Linked DNA regions of Homo sapiens: region 1 is linked to region 2. A link is an interaction called in ENCODE POLR2A ChIA-PET data of the cell type or tissue named here. Cell type or tissue: Panc1. All regions are shown on one strand. Each heading gives the region's core, and the rest is flanking DNA. Links, peaks and the distances in the headings are about the cores only.

What was found. ChIA-PET counts read pairs that join two places held together with the same protein. Peaks named below come from ENCODE experiments on the same cell type or tissue, not always from the same donor. Only the 100,000 strongest peaks of a DNase experiment are listed, where the experiment ranks them.
Region 1: POLR2A ChIA-PET joins it to region 2 with 6 read pairs; 5 of 35 experiments call an interaction of 5 or more read pairs at or near these places.

The regions. Positions count from the first base shown.
Region 1 is chr15:40,308,963-40,320,372 of GRCh38, reverse strand. LOC112268152 (a long non-coding RNA gene) reads left to right here. Exons shown (of 3, transcript XR_002957721.2): 2 at 2,880-2,977; 3 at 9,591-10,336. It also overlaps the pseudogene RPLP0P10. Among named protein-coding and RNA genes, the nearest start is that of PLCB2, 6.7 kb to the right of the region's middle. RefSeq lists a silencer at 10,105-10,308. In Panc1, for the core only: CTCF peaks have their summits at 9,945 and 10,168 (motif pointing right); a DNase peak (open chromatin) is centred at 10,112.
Region 2 is chr15:40,203,823-40,206,322 of GRCh38, reverse strand. It overlaps BUB1B (BUB1 mitotic checkpoint serine/threonine kinase B), which reads right to left. Exons shown (of 23, transcript NM_001211.6): 15 at 1-139. The region is part of intron 1 of LOC107984763 (a long non-coding RNA gene); the gene reads left to right. Among named protein-coding and RNA genes, the nearest start is that of BUB1B-PAK6, 12 kb to the left of the region's middle. In Panc1, for the core only: no CTCF peak of the experiment used is centred there; no DNase peak of the experiment used is centred there.

The DNA of each region.
Region 1 (11,410 bases), core at 8,686-11,185, 110 kb before region 2:
GCCCAATACATAGAGCCAGATCACAATAAAGCCCAGTCAGAGATGTGCAGGGGCCCACTAGGGAAGAAGGCTAGACCATGAAGTAGTTGCGGAAGTAGCCAGTATATACTGGCAGGATCCAGGAGCGAATGTATAGGCTAGATCAAGGTGGGGTGTGGTGCCACACATTAAGTTGAACAAGGGATACTTCGTTGTTATAGGAGTATTCTCCTGTGAATCAGGATGTGATATCCTGACAAGGATCCTGGGAGACAGGAGGAAGGCAATGGCCACCAGAGTGTAATGGAAATGCCAGAACTACCACAGCAGAATGTGGAAGAAGGGTTCAAAAGCTCACAGAAATGGGTATATTCTATGTAAGGCCAGAAACCACTTAAGTTCTGCAGGAAGGCCCAGAGGATACTCTAGTTACCAAAGCAACAAGGAACACACTGGTGAGAGCGGTACCAGCATCCCTGAGAAGCTGAGTTTGGACTGTCCTCTGTAAGCCATGCCTGACAGCAAGAGGCCATTCCAGAACTGGCTCCAGATAGCAGTGGGGATGATAGGACCATGAAATCATAGAAGCTAGACAGCACAACTGTTGTAATAAGCAGCAAGTTGGAGTGGCAGTGGGGGCAGTCCTGGCCAGTAGAGGACCATGGTTGAAGATGGTTGATAGCATAGCATCCCTGGAGCAAGCTAGCTAGGCAGCCAGTAACAGTACTGCTCTATCTATACCAGTGATTCTCAAATGTTTTAGTTTCAGGATCCCTTTACACTCTTAAATATTGAGGTCTCTAAGCCTGATGTGGTGGCTCGCACCTATAATCCCAACTACTTGGAAGGCTGAAGCAGAAGGATCACTTGACCCCAGGAGTTCAAGATCAGCCCGGGCAAAATAGTGAGACCTCATCTCTACAAAAAAAAAAGTTGAAAATTAGCTAGGCAGGGTGGCACATGCCTGTAGTCCCAATTACTCGAGAGGCTGAGGCAGGAGGCTCGCTTGACCTCCGGAGTTTGAGACGGCACTAAGCCATGATCATGCTACTGCACTCTAGTCTGGGTGACAGAGTGAGACCTAGTCTCTAAATATATATATATGTATGTATATATGAGAGAGAGAGGTATCTAAAGGGATTTTGTTTATGTGGGTTATAGCTATTTTTATTTGACATATTAGAAATAAGACCAAGGGTTTTGCAAAATATTTATTAATTTGTCTAAAGAATAATAAGCCCCACTACATGTTAACATAGATAATATATATTTTATTTATTTATTTATTTATTTATTTTCCAAGACAGAGTCTCACTCTGTTGCCCAGGCTGGAGTGCAGTGGCATGATCTCGGCTCACTGCAACCTCCGCCTCCCAGGTTCAAGCAGTTCTCCTGCCTCAGCTTCCCGAGTAGCTGGGATTACAGGTGCATGCCACCACACTCGGCTAATTTTTGTATTTTTAGTAGAGACAGGGTTTCACCATGTTGGCCAGGCTGGTCTCGAACTCCTGACCTTGTGATCCACCCGCCTCGGCCTCCCAAAGTGCTGAGATTACAGGCGTGAGCCACTGCACCTGGGCAGATAATATATTTTTATGACAAAAAATAATGAAAAGAGTGGCTTTGCTTTGTAAATTTGCAAATCTCTGGAATGTAGAAGACAACTGGATCCTCATATCCACTTTTTTTTTTTTTTTTTTTTTTTTTTAGACAGGATCTCACTTTGTCACAAGGCTGGAGTGTAAGTGGCGTGATCTCAGTTCACTGCAACCTCCACTTCCCAGGTTCAAGCAATTCTCCCACCTCTGCCTCCCAAGTAGCTTGGGACTTCGGATGCACACCACCATGCCTGGCTAATTTTTGTATTTTTTTGTAGAGACAGGGTTTTGCCATTTTGCCAGACTGGTCTCAAACTCCTGAGCTCAAGTGATCCACCTGCCTTGGCCTCCCAAAATGCTGGGATTACAGGCATGAGCCAACATGCCTGGCATCTCATATCTGCATCTACATTTAATCTGCTGGCAATTTGTTGTTATGGTTAAAATATATGAGGAAAATCCAGCCTCATATAGACATGTAGTTGGAAAAGAGAGGAACATTTTAACAGCCTTTTCAGATAATTGTGGCTGTTTTTCTTTGATGCTACACCAAAACCCAACAAGCAGTATTTTCTTAAATGGTGGTTGAAATGTAGACTATAAAACTATATCAGTGAACTTTTTTTGTGCTCAATTACATTAAAGTCCATTGATCTAACTTGCCCTTTGAATGGCACTTTTACCCATGCATGATTTTATAATATCCCACGTTGATCATTTGGAAAATATTGGTTCACTGAATTAAACATATCTTTGCAATATTGATACATTTCATTATATAATAGAAAAAATCACATTTGATAATATTATAAAAAGTTTAAGTATCAGGAATCTAGGAAGCTCATGATAGTGCATACATGTTTTCTAAAATTCTAGTTTTTACTTGAAAACTCAAATTTTGTAATTGGTAACAAACACTATCAGTTATTTTTTTCTCAAAGTGACAGGCTCACTTGGTTCAAATGTGAGAAAACATCTGCCAAATAGCCAAGTCTGCATAGCCATGGTTTTTCAGTTCTTCTTTCAAGTAAAACTGGTGTTCCATGAAAAGAGCAGCTAATTGAGCTCACGACCCAATCGCAAAAGTACTTTTCCCCAAGAGAACCGTTATACTTCCATATGCAGTAGAGTACTTTCATTTAATCACATGGAATATTAAAAAGACATCTATTTAAGGGTCATAACTTCATACAATTTAACAATTGATATCGTTTTGTTAAAGATATTCTAAAGTAAAACGACTTTTCTCCCTTCCTTTTTTTTTTCTTTTCTTTCCTCTTTCTTTCTGCAATGAACTACTAGTTCAGTTTGGTGTCACTGCCTTGGTTGTTTAAGGTGCCAGAAGTTTTACCCACCATTGCTTTAGCACCATCAGTGCAAACGACAACACAGTTAAAAAGGTAAATAACATGTTAGTATTATTATGAAAGCAATTTTGACCTTGTGAAACCCCTGAAGTGATCTCAGGGACCCCAAGGGGTCTGGAGACCACACACTGAGAATTGCTGAGCTGTACAATTAAAATAAATCAAGGATGAAAGACCAGGAGGTTGATGGCAGCTGCTCCAATAAAAAGTCACAATATCTTGTTTGGTTTCCAGTCCCAATTCAATTTTCAGTTCAGGTTCCCAGGGGAAAGGTTTCTGCAATACTATAGCAATACAGTAATGATTTCCCCACTACTTCCCTAAAGGGAACTATGCCGTTTACCTGGGTAACTGTACACTGGGGATAGTAGAATAGTCAAACGCTTTAAGGTCTGCTGGATGCAGTGTCTGCATTGACATTGATACCTGACTGGGAACTGAATCATCAGCATGGCCCCTGGTAAAGCGGCCTGAGGTAAAATTGTCTACAGGCTCATGAGCTATAGGCAAATGGTTTGACTGGTTGGTTAGAGGGCTAGAAAGAGAAATACTGGAAGACTGGGAACAAGAAGGTCTTGGGAAGAGATATGTGGCTTTATCTATTTGAGTGAGCACCAAGTGTGAGTATCTTTATTTTTTATTTTTTGAGACAGGGTCTTGCTCTGTTGCCCAGGCTGGAGTGCAGTGGTACGATCATGGCTCACTGCAGCCTCGACCTCCGGGGCTCAAGTGATCTCCTACCTCAGACCCTGGAGTAGCTGGTACTACAGGCACACACCACCACACGAGGCTAATTTTTTTTTGTAGAGATAGGTCTCACTATTGAAGATCTTTATATTGCATGTTAATACTCATCAGAGAGCACCTGCCACAGGGGAGACTGCATAATCAAGTAGATAGAATGATGTGGAATTGATGTTAGCTTGCCTCTGTCATTGACCACCCCATGCCAGCACAATGGGCACATGAATAAAGTGGCCATGGTGGCATAGATGGAGGTGACACGTGTCGCATGTGTGTGGTGGCAGGGGTGGCTCAACAGAATGGGCTCCCACTCACCAAGGCCAATTACCTATTGTCACTGCTAAAAGTCCAACCTGCCAGCAACTGATACCAGCCACGCAGTACCAAGCTGGCTACCTTGGACCTGTTCCACTCCAGAAGGGTGAGGGACTCATCTTGACCTGAATTGCCATATATTCTGGATATGGATTTGTCTTTTCTGCTCAAAGGCCACTCTCTGGGGGCTAAAAGAGTGTTTGATTCACTGACGTGGGATCTCACATACCATTGCAGAAGACCAAGAGTCCCACTTTAAGGATAGAATGGGCACATGATCATGGGATCTTTTAGGCCTATTACATACTTCACCATCCAGAAGCTGAATAGAGCTGGTGGAATGATAGAACAGCCTTTAGAAGCACAGCTGAAATACCATGTTAGAGATGATGGGACACCGTGCTCCAGGATGAGGTATGCATCCTAATCAATAACTGTTATATATGGTGCTATGTGTCAACGTGTAGAATAGAGGTTTAGGAAACTAGGGGTAGAAGTAGGAATGACTCCACTTACCATCACTCCCAGTGACCTTTCTGGAGGAATTTGTGGTTCCCATTCCTGCAGTTCCAAGCTCTCCAGGTTCAGAGAATCTGGTTCCCAGAGGGGGAGCACTTCCACCAGGGACAGAACAAGAACCCCATAAACTTAAGTATGGCTGCTTTCTGTTCGTCAGACTCTTTGTGCCAAGAAACCAGCAGGAAAGAAGAGGAGTCACTTCCTGGAAGGGGCAACTGACCCCCATCCTTTGGGAGAGATAGGGCTGCTGTTACATAAGGGGGTCAGGAAAGAATATGTTTGGCACCCAGGTGATCCACTGGGGTGTCTGTTGGTATGCCCAATTTTGGTGGAAGGTGGACACATCAGCAGCATGGTCTGAAGGCCATGGTGATTGGTGATTGGTTACCCCGACAGGCAAGCCACCTACACCAGCAGAGGTGCAAGTTGAAGGTAAAAAGAATCTAGAATGAGTGACAGAGAAGGGGAATGATGAACATCAATTGTGTCACCAAGACTAGTTGCAGTAGTGGGGGCTATAGTTTCTCCATTTAATTCTTGTAAGTTTCCCAGAATCCAGGAGGAGCTATTCCCAGGTAGAGTGAACTTACCACATAAATCAAGTAGGTCTGGGCTATGCCTGGGGGTACTGTCTCGGTTGCTGTGGTGCACCACCCAGATACTGCTTTTAGGACCAAGGAGCTTATCCCTGAAGTTGCCAGAAGTGTTGGCTGCCAATGGCTCACACATGAGTCTCTCCCTTGGCATTTCCTTCAGCTGCTAAAGGGAGCTGTCTTGCTGGACTTCACAACCCTTCCCTAGGGGTCATCTGCCAAGTCAATGTGGAATTCAAAGGTACAGCCCTCTTATCCAAGTTGGGGCTAACTCTACGGGGCCAGCTCAACCCCAGGGCTTCCTGTGGAAGCATTCTGTATTGTGACTGCATTGTTCACCAATTTCTTCCTCTGGCTTGATTCTGATTCTTTCACTAGTTCACAGATGTTATCTCTGAAAGCACCCCCAATAAACTTCCTACAAGAAAATCTCTATCTCGGCATGTTTCCTGAGAAACCTGACCTAAGACAGTCTCCTAAGATTCTAACTTTAAAAAAATATGTACTTAAATTTTTTTTGAGAGAGAGTCTCGCTCTGTCGCACAGGCTGAAGTGCAGTGGCACAATCTTGGGTCACTGCAACCTCCGCCTCCCGGGTTCAAGCAATTCTCCTGACTCAGCCTCCTGAGTAGCTGGGACTACAGGCATGTGCCACTGCGCCTGGCTAATTTTTATATTTTTAGTAGAGATGGGGTTTCACCATGTTGGCCAGGTGGGACTTGAGCTCCTGGCCTCAGATGGTCTGCCCCCCTCAGCCCCCCAAAGTGCTGAGATTACAGGCGTGAGCCACCGCACCTGGCCTAGATTCTAACTTTTGGGACCTCAGAGAACAAGACTCATCCATGTGAAGTTGGGCCTCCTGGCCACCTGTGTCTTCTATAAAGTGGTTCTCTTCAGAGTGTTGCCTGCATCCTGGCTGCTTTCCACCAAATATCCTTCAACTTATGACCTTCCCTGCAACAAAGCAACCTAAACTGAATTCCTCAAGTATTTTGGGTGTGGTCTGTTGTGCTGAGAATGAGAATGGGACTGATTGTTCCTTGGTTCAAAAGCCCTGGATGCATCTTGGAATGAGGGGGGATACTCTTTAGAAACTCAAACTCCTGGCTGGGCGCAGTGACTCATGCCTATAATCCCAACACTTTGGGAGGCCAAGGCACGAGGATTGCTTGAGCCCATGAGCTTGAGACCAGCCTGGGTAGCAGAGTGAAACCTGTCTCTAAAAAAAAATAAAAGAAATGCAAACTCCTCACCTTCCTTTCCCTCTCTCATCTCATCCCAGATCACGATTCAGAGGGTCTTGGTACAGCAAGGAATATGCAGTGTTACCAGAGCTTTGCAGGTGGTTCTGGTGTGATATCAAGATGGAGAACCACAGGGCTCAGTACCCGACTTCAGTTCGGCAGCCTGAGTCTGCCCGTTTTTATTGGCAGCTCTGTCATTTGACTCAGATGGAGCTGGCTGTCAGCGAAAACCCTCAGTTTTATTCACACATGCTTCTGCTAAGCTGCCACTTCCCCACCCTGTCCTTGTACAGTCGGTGTCTTGGCACCAAGCCCAGATCTCTCAGTTAAGCCCTGTTCATTTCACCTTGGGAGGTTTAGGCCAGTGCTCCAATAGGTTAGAATGTTTTTGGATCCTGAGTCTGTCTTCCAACATATTCCTGTCTTCGCTGGCTCCTTGCTATTCGCAAAGTTGAGGGGCTTGTTCTCTGTGGCTTTGCCCAGGTCCTGATAAAAAGGTGGATCAGATGCCAAGTTTGGTGGTACATGCCCATAATCCCAGCTACTGGAGAGGGTGAGGTGGGAGGATTGCTTGAGCCCAGGAGTTCAAGACCAGCCTGGGCAACAGGGTGAGATTACATCGTATATTAAAAAAAAAAAAAAAAAAAAAAACTCTCTCTTGGCATCCTCGTGAAAGTGACATTGTCTTTAAACCCTGCGTGGCAATCCCTGATGCACTGCCGTGATGCCCAGGGAAGACAGGATGACCTGGAAGTCCAACTACTTCAAGATCATCCAGCTTTTGGATGATTATCCAAAATGTTTCATCGTGGGAGCAGCAATGTGGGCTCCAAGCAGACGCAGCAGATCTGCATGTCCCTCTGAGAGAAGGCCGTGGTGCTGATGGACAAGAACACCATGATGCTCACGGCCATCTGAGGGCACCTGGAAAACAACCCAGCTCTGGAGAAACTGCTGCCTCATATCTGGGGGAATGTGGGCTTTGCATTCACCAAGGAGGACCTCACTGAAATCAAGGACATGTTGCTGGCTAGTAAGGTGCCAGCTGCCACCTGTGCTGGTCCCATTGCCCCATGTGAAGTCACTGTGCCAGCCCAGAACACTGGTCTGGGGCCAGAGAAAACCTCCTTTTTCCAGGCTTTAGGAATCACCACTAAAATCTCCAGGGGCACCATTGAAATCCTGAGTGATGTGCAGCTGATCAAGACTGGAGACAAAGTGGGAGCCAACAAAGCCACGCTGCTGAACACGCCGAGCATTTCTCCCTCCTCCTTTGCGCTGGTCATCCAGCAGGCATCTGACAATGGCAGCATCTACAACCCTGAAGTGCTTGACATCACAGAGGAAACTTCCTTCTTGCTTCCTGAAGGTTGTCCGCGATGTTGCCAGTGTCTGTCTGCAGACTGGCTACCCACCTGTTGCATCAGTACCCCATTCTATCATCAGTGGGTACAAATGAGCCCTGGCTCTGTGGAGACTGATTATACCTTCCCACTTGCTGGAAAGGTCAAGGCCTTCTTGGCTGATCCATCTGCATTTGTGGCTATTGCCTCTGTGGCTGTTGCCACCACGGCTGCTCCCGCTGCTGCAGCCCCAGCTAAGGTTGAAGCCAAGGAAGAGGTGGAGGAGCTGGGTGAGGATATGGGATTTGGTCTCTTTGACTAATCATCAAAAAACAACCAACTCAGCCAGCTTTATTTACAAAACAAGGAAATAAAGGCTTAACTTCTAAAAAAAAAAAAAAAGGTTGGACCAGGACAGGAGTAAGAACAGAAGCAATTGATCAATACTGATGACCTTCCCTATATGCAATGCACCGTGCCCACCTAGAGGAGGACATCATATAATTTATTTCTATCACACTTATTAAAACTGGCCCATTTCACAGAGGGATTGACAGAGGCAGAGGAGTGATTGTGCCCAAGAATGTCACACTGGGATGAGAGCTAAGCCTCTCCTGCCACCTACAGCTCTCATCTCTAGGTTTGTTGTCTCTCAGAGGAAAGGCAAGAGAGAAAAGTGACAAGATTGGCCCTTCCAAGTGGAAAGAGATTTTTAGAGCTGGAAGGATTCTTAGAAATGATCAAAAGTTTGACAGATTCAAGGGCTCAGGTAACTTGCTAAGATCACAGAACAAACCTTTGCTCCAGTGGGGACTAAACTCTGGGTTTCTTGAAGATGGACACAGGTAAATTTGATCCAAAATAGCACTTCAAAGAGAAACATACATGGACTGATTGTTTTCCACTTTTTTTTTTTTGAGATGGAGTCTCGTTCTGTCACCCAGGCTGGAGGCAATGGTGTGAACTTGGCTCACTGCAACCTCTGCCTCCCAGTTCCAGCTATTCTCCTGCCTTAGCCACCTGAGTAATTGGGATTACAGGTGTGTGCCACCATGTCTGGCTCATTTTTGTATTTTTGGTAGAGACGGGGTTTCACCATGATGGTCAGGCTGATCTTGAGCTCCTGACTTCGTGACCCACCCGCCTCGGCCTCCCAAAGTGCTGGGATTACAGGCGTGAGCCACCATGCCCAGTTTGTTTTCCACTTCTAAGTCCCAGATGGTTCCTTGTCGGGTTATAGAGGGGCTTGGAATGGGAAGACAAGCAACATCTTCCTCCTGGGCATCTACAGGAAACTTGATTGCCTCTCTCCTCCCTAAGGGATCAGTGTTGGCTACCCAGCCTTGCCCATGCCTCCACTTCTGCTTAGCTCTCAGTACACAGAGGGTGGCTGAAGCTGGGGCCACAGAGGGACACACAGCTGGGCAGCTCAGCACTCTCATCTGTGCCTCATCAGCTGGGGGGCTGTGGTGGCATGAAGCTGGTGGGAGGCTGGCACTTGCCCATGATTGGAGCCCTTGTGCTCATCACTTCATGAGTTCAGGCCGCTTGGGAACAGCTTGCTTCAAGTCCACAGACAGGAGCAACCCTAACTCAGTCTGCCCTGCAAAGGTGGGTACAGCCCCTGATCCACACGAACTGCTGGAAGAAAAATCCAAAGAGAAAGTCAGTGAAGACGTTTGTAGAAAGAACTGTTGAAGAAGGAATAAGAAACTGCCATTTTTCCTGTCAGTGTCTGCTAATAAGTAATAATAAAATAACAATGATAACTCATAATGATAATGATAGTATTATTGAGCTCATGTGTAGGCACTGTATTAAGTACCATTCATTATATTCTTTAATCCTTGCAACATCCCCATGAGGCATTATTATCCCCATTTTACAGGTGAGAAGGCTGAGGCCCAAGAAGGTTAAGTATCACAAGATAAACCAGCTAGTAAGTGGCTGGGTTCCTAGAGTGGTGAGTGTGGCTCCCTTTGCCAGACTGGGAAACAGACACCATAAGAGCCATCTTCCCTCCAAAAGAGGGCCAGCCCTTGACCAAGATGGACAACAGGGTTCCACACTCCTGAAACCCACTGCTTCAACCATCATGGCATCAGATAAGAAACCGACCTAGTCTGATCCTCTTATTTGGCTGGCAGCTGTGGCACCTGAAGGTCTGAGTTCAACTTCTGCCATTAAACTTCTCTGATGAGCAAACTGGGAAACCAATGCATGGGGCTCCCACATAGCACTGGCAAGTGAACAAATGAACTTGGGACATATGTGCTGGGGTCCAGGTCACAAGCATGTCCCTTGTGGGAGGCAACATTTGGTTGAATATAAGTTCTTACCACATTCTATGGCCCAAGGCTCCCACTTGCCAAACTCTCTGGCATAGGTGTTCCCGTGGGTCACAAATGACAGACCCAACCGCAACTTCCAGGACATGCATGCTTTGAGTGCACCCAGCAGGGGGCATCCTTGCCCTTCCACTGCCCACCCTGGAGGGGTGAGACTGGCCCACTGCAGGGTTGCCCTCTACCCAGCTCAGCCCAGGAGCCCAAGGCCACATTTCCCAAACGGGGCATTCATGTAACTACCCTGATTTTCTCTACTATTATTTACATAACATTTTTCTTTGTCAACACAAATTTTCAAACCTAAATGTATTTTTAAAAGCAAAAAGCTCTTTGATGAAGATTTTCCGCTCTCCTGACTGCCTGGATTTTCTGCATTTTTGGAGCTAGCTTTGCAGGAGGTCAGGATGTGAGCAGGAGAGTACAGGCCCCCACTGAAGCTACAGTTGTGGTCCCAAGAACAGTGCAGGCAGTGACATCACTGAGTAAAGATGGGCAAGGCTTTGTTCTGTGGATTCGGAGCTGGAGATGGAAAGGAACAGAGTGAGGAGCCCTGAAATCCTGAAATGAGGAGAGGAGGCTGTCCCTTTCCTCCTCAGGCTGAGGGGGAGGAATGGACTGGTCTCTCCAGGCCCAAAGTGGAGAGGGGGCTGATGGCTACAGGACAGATGAAAGGGAGGGACTTGGGTGCCGGGACCAGGGCAGCCGCAGGTGACAGGTGCAGGGGCTTTGGGAAGGGACAGGGATTTCCCTTGCAAAATCCATTCAAACAGATATCGAGGGAACCTGATCCCAGGGAGGAACCCAGAACAGCATGGGCTGCCAGAGGGGCCCCCAGAAGGGCCCCAGACTGGAGGGAGGGAGAGAGGAGAGATGACGCTAAGGGACTGGGGGAAACGAGGAAGAAGAGTCCTCTGAATTGTTACCATTTCCAGAGGCTTGGTCAGGCCCTGCTCCGGCTCCATCCCCCGGCCCTAGAATTGCTCTTCTGCAGATTATTTCTGTGCTGGGAATTCCCTTAGCTCCAGCCTCCACTGGGCAGTTTATTATCTTAATTCCGCATGAAGAGTGTCCTCCCTCACCCTCCACCCTGCCCTGGACCAGACCTCCAGCCGCGACAATTCTAGGGCCTGGGTGAGGGTCTTACCGTTGTTGGGGGTATGCAAAGCCCCATGGGGGGGTGACCCAGGGCAAAAGGCCAGGCCCCAGAGGGGAAGGAAGTCTTGGGTAGAGCTCCCTGCCTCCCAGGCTGGGCTAAGAAGGGCGATAAGAGGAGCAGATTAGGCAAGAGGAAGTGGGCTGGGCTGAGCTGGACTGGTGCTGAACTCCCTGGGCCTGGGGCAGAGTGTGGGTCAGGCACCTG
Region 2 (2,500 bases), core at 1-2,500:
TCTCATGAAAAGGAGTGGATACAAAACGAGCTGCTCTGGCAAAGTCACAAGTGTCTTCTGGGTTAGGACAAATTGTTACATTTCTGAAGCCTGTGATAATGGCATCCTCGCTCAAGGGTTCAATTCCTGTAAATTCATCCTGAAATAAAGACCATATAAAGTTTAGCTAAAATATTTCAATACATGAAGAACTTTTTTACTGAGAGAGACATATTAGCTCAGTGACACAGGGTACAGAAATAGCATATCAGAATATCTAGGCAAATATAAAAAGGTTTTTATATCATGAACACAGTAAACTATACTTCATCCAAAAAATGTACCAGGAAGATTCTCCATACAAAGAAAAATATTGGGCAATGGTTTTGTTCCTCAACAAATTTCACCTATGAACTAAAGCACAAATACTATTTTTCTTCTGCTTTCACTTAGTAAATATTCTAATGATTTGCTATCCTCCTAGTTTTTAGGTCTTCTTCCTCTATGCTACATACCTAATTTTTATTTATTTCTTAAAGACAATTCATGTATGTCTGGTAGGATATATGCATAGCATATTCTATGCATTTGAAAAGCAGTTTTACAACCAGTGAAACTGTAGCATTCATGATACTCTGTATTGCTCTTTCTCATACTTTTTGTATTTCTTCCTTCCTATGCTATTAAAAATTCTTTAAAAACATAATGGCCACATTGTGGGTCTATAAGAAATTAACCAACTTTCAGGTTATTCTGTTTTTTACTAGTTTAAAACTACTTTATCCTTATACATAAATCTTTATAAATCCTTTAATTTTCTTAGGATTAATTCCTAAAAGTAGAATTGTAAGGTCAAAAGGTTATAAACACTAAAGTTCTTTATCTATATTACTTAGCTGTCCTCAGAGAGATTATACCACTTTACATATTTACCTGTAGTATACAAATAGTGCCTATTTGATTTAACCCATATGGATACCAGAGATTAATTTTCTAGATCATTACCAATTTGACACATACTTTGAATTTCTGACTTAGTAACTAAAGGTGGGAGGTACATCTGGAAGAAACAAAGTATAGTTAAAAAAAAAATTATAGGCCGGGTGCAGTGGCTCACGCCTGTAATCCCAGCACTTTGGGACGCTGAGTTGGGTGGATCACCTGAGGTCAGGCGCTCGAGACCAGCCTGGCCAACATGGCAAAACCCCGTCCCTACTAAAAATACAAAAATTAGCTGGGCGTGGTGGTGGGCGCCTGTAATCCCAGCTACTCGGGAGGCTGAGGCAGGAGAATTGCTTGAACCCAGGAGGCGGAGGCTGCAGTGAGCCGAGATCACGCCACTTCACTCCAGCCTGAGTGCAAGAGTGAAACTCAGTCTCAAAAAAAAAAAAAAAAAAAAGATTTGGCCAGGTACATTTGCTCACACCTGTAATCCCAACACTTTGGGAGGCAGGCTGAGGTGGGAAGATCACTTGAGCACAGGAGTTTGAGACCAGCTTGGGCAACATGGCAAAACCCTGTCTCTCCAAAAAATAAAAAATTAGCCAGGCATGGTGGCTCACACCTGTAGTCCCAGCTAATTGGGAGGCTGAGGTGGGAGGAATGCTTGAGTACAGGAGGCAGAGGCTGCAGTGAGCTGAGATCATGCCACTGTACTCCAGCCTGGGTGACAGAGCGAGGCCCTGTCTAAAAAAGAAAAAGAAAAAAATATATATATACATATATATGTATTTATATATGTGATTAAAGTAAAATAGATGTTTATAATCTATACATTTTATGCAAATACTACTTATGGCCATATTAGCTTAGACATTTTAAATATGATTTTTTTAGGGGATGAAAATTCTGGTAGGTACTTATTAACAAAATTCAAGTAAAAGACTGGTTAAAAAAAAAAAAAGGTAAATGAAGTTGGACTCCTTTAACAATTAAGCATATCCTTGAACAGCTGAATCTAGAACCACTGTATCCAAATCTAGCCTGTTCATCATGTTCTCTGGTGGTTTACTCCAGAACACAATATGTAATTAATTACTCTTACATCACTGTCTTTTCATAGCAGTCAGTAGACTAACTGTAGCAGAATTATCTGAGAAAGTATTTTTAAAAAGACAAAAATACATGCTTGGACTTCTTCCCTGGAAATTCCAATGGCACCTAGATGGAATGGGGCTTAAGCACTGTTAGTCACAAAAGACTCGCTAGTCTCTTCTGAGTTGATGGAAATATTCTGTATCTTGATATGGGAAAAAATTGCATGGAAAAATTCATCTAGCTGTACAATATTTGTGCAGTTTACTGGATATAAAATATACATCAACAGAGAAGAAACTAAAATGAAAAAGTGCTTTTAAAAAACTTCCTCCAAATGATTCCCTAGGATGTGGAAAACACTGCTTTAAGTTACTAAAGCTACTGCTCACATCACCCCTTAAAAGTCTTCAGATTAAACATACTCAATTCTTTTCAGTCTCATGACAAGCTTCCAGAGGCTGGTTTGAAGAGAATGATTTTTCCT